2 separate regions of the Homo sapiens genome follow, and region 1 is linked to region 2. Evidence: read pairs that join two places in POLR2A ChIA-PET (ENCODE). Cell type or tissue: OCI-LY7. All regions are shown on one strand. Links, peaks and the distances in the headings refer to the core of each region. The heading gives the core; the rest is flanking DNA.

Region 1 (2,908 bases), core at 229-2,728, 130 kb after region 2:
TATAATATAATATATATAATTATATTATATATAATTTATATAATATTATATATAATTTATATAATAGATAATATTATATATAATTATATAATATATATTATATAAATTATATATAATTTAATAATATATATTATATAATTATATATTTTATAATATATATATGTAAATATAAATTAGCCAGGCGTGATGGTGCATGCCTGTAGTCTCAGCTACTCAGGAGGCTGAACGGGGCAGAAGACTTGGTTGAACTCGGGAGGTAGAGGTTGCTGTGGGCGGAAATCACGCCACTGCACACTCCAGCCTGGGCGACAGGGCAAAACTCTGTCTTAAAAAAAAAAAATTGAGAAACACTACCCTAGCCCAGTCACCACTGTCAAGGGGGTACAGGACTGCTAGCTATGAACAGCTGAGACTCAATCATGCTGGCATGACACTCTGTAGGAACCGTGCTCATTGATGTTGGAGAAAGTTGGGATGCTGAGAGCAAAGCGGAATGGAGGTGACTGTCAGAAATCTCCCAGAAGATTGGTAGTCTTGAGTCTACTGGCATCTGGGCCAAGGAGGGCCATCCTACCAGGAGCTTGGGAACCCTGGGAGCCTTGGACTCTGGTTTGGTGTGTGGGGCAGGACATGGAATGAATGAGGGAACGTCTCCAATGACAATCTCACCTCTTAACTTAGAAACATTTGAACCGTTATCGTAGTTTCTTATTTTTCTTCTTTTTTTTTTTTTTTTTTTTTTTGAGACAGAGTCTCACTCTGTTGCCCAAGCTGGAGTGCAGTGGCACAATCTTGGCTCACTGCAACCTCCGCCTCCGTGGTTCAAGCCATTCTCCCGCCTTACCCTCCCGAGTAGCTGGGATTACAGGAGCCCACCACCACACCTGGCTAATTTTTGTATTTTTTGTAGAGACGGGGTTTCACCATGTTGGCCAGGCTGGTCTCGACCTCCTGACCTCAGGTGATCCGCCTGCCTTGGCCTCCCAAAGTGCTGGGATTACAGGTGTGAGCCACCACACCCGGCCCCGTTTCCTCTTAATTTTAGAGTTTCTGGATTTAAAAAAATTCTCCCAAAGGTCACTTGGGAAACGTCCTCTCCACTCATGAATGCATTTGGCACCAGTCAGGGTTTAGAATAACTTGTACTTTCCCTTGTGTGTAATTACAGTTGGCATTCTTTCTTTGACAAAAAAAGAGGAATAAAGGAGTCACGACCAAAACATAGTCGTTTACAAATTACTGTGAGTCCTTCTCTAGTTAAAAGCCAGTTAACACACACCAAGCATTTTATCCACTGAAGATTTGTTGGGGGTCACACATATCTCTGAGTCTCTTTCAAAACCTCTCTCTGCTGCTCGCACGGAAGTCATTGCTCTCCCCACACCCTACCGCTTCCTTTCACAGTCCAGCAGGTTTGTTTTCTGCTTCCAAAACCATTGCCATTCCTTGTCCAGCCTTCTAGGGGACAAGCTGGCTTCCTGTGTCCGAATGGGGAAGACAGTTTCTGTTCCTACTGTTCATCAGGAACCAGTCAGGTCGCAGACACAGACAGTCTCAGGACAGGAGAGGCAAACAATGTCACCAAAATGCCAAGACAGCCCTTGAAATACAGCCAGAGGAACCAAGCTGCACTTAAAAGAATTCCAGCTCTGACTGGAGGGTGTGCCTGAGGCAGATGAGGGGGACCCCTCAGCTGTGCAAGGTGCCAGTTCCAGGAGCTCTTGCTGGCTGCCAGCTGCTTTCTAAGGAAGGTGGACCCTGTGCCTTCCTCCTCCACCATCCACCCTGTTTTCTAAATTTCTTTCTCTCTCTCTCTGTCTTTCCCCCCACCTCTCTCTCTCCCCCTACCTCTCTCTCTCCCTTTCTCAGACAGGGTCTTGCTCTGTTGCCCAGGCTGGAGTTCAGTGGTGAGATCACGGCTCACTGCAGCCTCGACCTCCTAGGCCCGAGGGATCCTCCCACCTCAGCCTCCCAAGTAGCTGGTACCACAGGCACAGGCCACTATGTCCAGCTAAATTTTTTTGTTGTTTGTTTCTTAGAGAGACGGGGGTCTCCCTATGTTGCCTGGCTGGTCTTGAACTCCTGGGCTCAAGCAATCTTCCTGCCTTAGCCTCCTGAGTAGCTGAGACTAGAGGCATGCACCAACACACCCAGCTAATTTTTTACTTTTTGTAGAGACAGGGTCTCCCTTTGTTGCCCAGACTGGTCTCAAACTCCTGGGCTCAAGCACTCCTCCCACCTCAGCCTCCCAAAGTGCTGGGATTATGAGTGTAAGCCACTGCACGTGACTTGTTTTTTCAAAGCACTGGGATAACAGAGGAAAGCTGTCAGCAACCTGAGGAGTCATCTTGTCTACTCAGTTGTTGAGTGCAATGACATGAGAAGCAAAAGATCCTCGAGCTTTTTTTTTTTTTTTTTTTGAGACAGAGTTTTGCTCTTGTTGCCCAGGCTGAAGTGCAATGGTGCGATCTTGGCTCACTGCAACCTCCGCCTCCCAGGTTCAAGTGATTCTCCTGCCTCAGCCTCCCTAGTGGGTGGGACTACAGGCACCCGCCACTACGCCCAGCTAATTTTTTGTATTTTTAGTAAAGACGGGGTTTCACTATGTTGGCCAGGCTGGTCTCAAACTCCTGACCTCAGGCAATCCACCTACCTCAGCCTCCCCAAGTGCTGGGATTACAGGTGTGACCCCCCCGCACCTGGCTCGACCCTTGAGCTTTGTATCCACTCCATAGGCCCTCCATACACAACTTCCCAGACCTCTTCAGCTCCCACCTTCCAACATTGTTCTTTCCACATCCGTGAGAAGCTGAGAAGCAGAGAGAAGCAGACCTCAGATGTGGGAAGCACAGTGTGTGCTGAAAGCGTCTGCAGCTGCAGGTCGCTCAGCGGTGGTCCCCCAGGAGGA
Region 2 (2,908 bases), core at 158-2,657:
ACCTGAAAAGCAGGTGGGCAGAAGCCACAGGACTTGTTGGCACTGATATGTTAGGAATGAAAATGCCCTTTGTAGGGTAAGGCAGCTTCCGTCTTCCTCCACAGGAGGGAAAGGGGGAATATTAACACCATCCCACGTTGGGGGAGAAGTACTTTATCCTAGGTATCCACCTCTCTATCCTGTTGTATCTCAGGGAGGCTCCATGGCCTAATAAAAACATCTACACTCTCTGACGTGGGATGCTCCTTAGCACTCCCCTGGTTATTCAACCATGCCAAGCCTCAGCATACCATCACCCCCTCTCGGCACCGTGAGAAGAATTCAAATGCAATAATGCAGTGGAGAACCTGGCATGTGAGAGGTGCTGGTCTGGCACCCTTTACAAAGCCGTATCTGGATACTTGTGATGGTAAACAGTCATGGTGGCCACTCACAAGCCCTCCCTTTGTGTGCCAGGCACTGAGCTGGACACTGTAGAGACTGAGTTACGATCTTTGATAAATGAACTGTGTTAGGGCTTTGGGATTTAGAGATGGTGTCTTTTTTTTTTTCTTAAAATGTTATTTATGTTATAGTAGTGTTTTATAATAAAATGTCTTAAAATTCTGATCTAATATTTTTAAAAAGAAGTGGGAAAAGCTGTCACACATATTTATTAAAAATGTATTTTTTACAACATTGCTCAATTGTTCAGCAAGGCACAGCTGAATCTTGCCAAAGCTCCAAGAGAGCCAGTGTCCACCTCAAATTTCCCCTCACCCACACTGCATTCCAACACTGTCAGGAGCACATGATTTAGCACTTAATTGGTGGCTAATTATTGCAGGTGTGCTAGTTTTATTTTCCTAGCTTAGCTCCCTCAGGGCAAAAATTACCTCCTTTCACACCATCTATTAGCACCTACTCAAAAGTCCTGCATGCCCAAGGATTAGCTGGCCTTACAGACAGGACTATGCAATAGACTTCTCTCTACCTTTCTGGAGAACAAGCCATAACAAGCTGCTTAGTGATTAAGTTAGTGCAAGGAAGGAAGCAGAAGAGACTATGACTAAGAGCTGTGCTCACATTTGGGGTCTGCTTAATAATTTCCTATTGGTTCACTCTGAAATGGCACCACCAAAGCCACGGGGCAAAACATGGAGGTGGTACTCAGAGATCCAGCTATGGGTCAAAAGCACCTGAGAAACCGGTGTGTATGTGTGCAGGCTTGTGTGTGCACGTGCAGTGGCATGTGTACATACCTCAAGGCTAAAGCAATTCAAGCTTTTCTCTTTCTAAGATAAAAAACCAGCCTTTCTCAGTGACTGCTAGAATGTATTATTTCTTTACGACTGCCACAGATGCTTTGGGTACTTGCTGGAAGCAAGAAAGAGACTTTAGCCCCATGTGTCTTTGGAAATGTGGATAGGAGAATTATGCACCAGACACTGTGCTAATTTCTTTACATTTGCTCTTTTAATTATTCCACTCAGAGGTTCTAGGGGGTTGGACCAACCCCATTTCACTGGCTGGAAAACTGCCTAGAAAAGGCAGAGCCAGGACTGGATCTGACGTGTCAGTGACTCCAGCATAGACTTCTGCAGGACCACAGTTCAATACTACTGGGAGGGGGGGTACAGAGCCACAAACTAGTATCAGGCAAAGTTGTTAGACCCTAGACATTTTCCTCCCATACCCTCATCCACTGCCCACCAATACAACGAATGAACTTTCACTGCAGACCCTCAGATCACTTCATAAAGAAGGCCTCCAGGCCTAAATCCAGCCATGGATAGAGGGAGAGGAAAAAGAGACCTATGTTGAAGCCGTTGGACTTGGGTTAAAAGCTGCATTGTCCCTCCTCTCCATGCAGAGCAGCTAATTGAGGTTAGAGCCATAGAAACCAAACAAAAGGCTCTGAGGAGCCCACACATCCTAGCCTAACTGCTGCCAACTACTGTGGGAAGGGCCAGAGGAAGCCCTGCTTGCCCTCATTCCTCAACAGTTTAATGAAGATTTGGTCTGTCATCTTCCCAGGGAAGACACTCCTGCATGACTGTCTGAGAGAAACTGATTTTTATTCTCAAACAAAACAGTGGATCCTCCTTTAAAGCCAGAAGTCGGCAATAAAATGGGTCATAAACATATTTATGGGGTTACAACCCCCTTAGAATAGGCACTTGGACTTCTCTCCCAGCCTCTGAGCCTGCCAAAACCAAATTTCTGGAGAAGTTCCTCAGCATCATGGCTGGGGAGCGGTGGGAAGGTCTGCAGAGGCTGTGGGCCTCCCTGAGCCGCTGCCACAGATGGGCACTTTTCGGGCCAGATCTTCCATGGTCTCTGAAAGTTATGAGAATATTCACCCAACACCATCTATTAGCAAATGAGGATATCCAGCTTGCTTTGTATGTTTGGGATGATTCTGAAAGAAGTCACATTCGCATTTTAAAATGTCTAAGATTTTATCACATAAATGACACACAAGAAAGCAAAATTTTATATGCATCATAAAGCAAGGATTACCTTTGAACCGGCAAAGAAACCCAACCATTTTCTTTTTAGATTTATTTTACTTCTACTCTTTAAAAACCTCTCTTTTGGGGATAGAAATTCCTGGGAAGAAGGCATTATTACTCAGATATTAAAAATATCTTACCATATGTTCCCCACATGGGCTTGAGTATACTAAACCTACCTCAGTGCCTTGAACTTACTGTCATCTACAACTTTTTGCCATTTCTGTAGAACTAAATTGACAAGCAGACTTTCTGGGACTGAGGATTTTAGCACTTTTCAAACAGGGAAGAAGCTGTCATATGAAAAAAAGATTAGATTTGCTCTTTATGGATTCAAGACATTGTCATAATAACTATAATAAAATAATAATAAATTATTGGAAGAGCTGACATCTATCCATTAAGCATATTTA

The links. ChIA-PET counts read pairs that join two places held together with the same protein. Peaks named below come from ENCODE experiments on the same cell type or tissue, not always from the same donor. Only the 100,000 strongest peaks of a DNase experiment are listed, where the experiment ranks them.
Region 1: POLR2A ChIA-PET joins it to region 2 with 11 read pairs; 3 of 35 experiments call an interaction of 5 or more read pairs at or near these places.

What each region holds. Positions count from the first base shown.
Region 1 is chr14:81,458,182-81,461,089 of GRCh38, forward strand. No RefSeq gene overlaps it. Among named protein-coding and RNA genes, the nearest start is that of LINC02308, 9.5 kb to the left of the region's middle. In OCI-LY7, for the core only: no CTCF peak of the experiment used is centred there; a DNase peak (open chromatin) is centred at 1,450; H3K27ac peaks cover 395 bases.
Region 2 is chr14:81,329,896-81,332,803 of GRCh38, forward strand. All of the region lies in intron 4 of STON2 (stonin 2), which reads right to left. Among named protein-coding and RNA genes, the nearest start is that of STON2, 69 kb to the right of the region's middle. In OCI-LY7, for the core only: no CTCF peak of the experiment used is centred there; no DNase peak of the experiment used is centred there.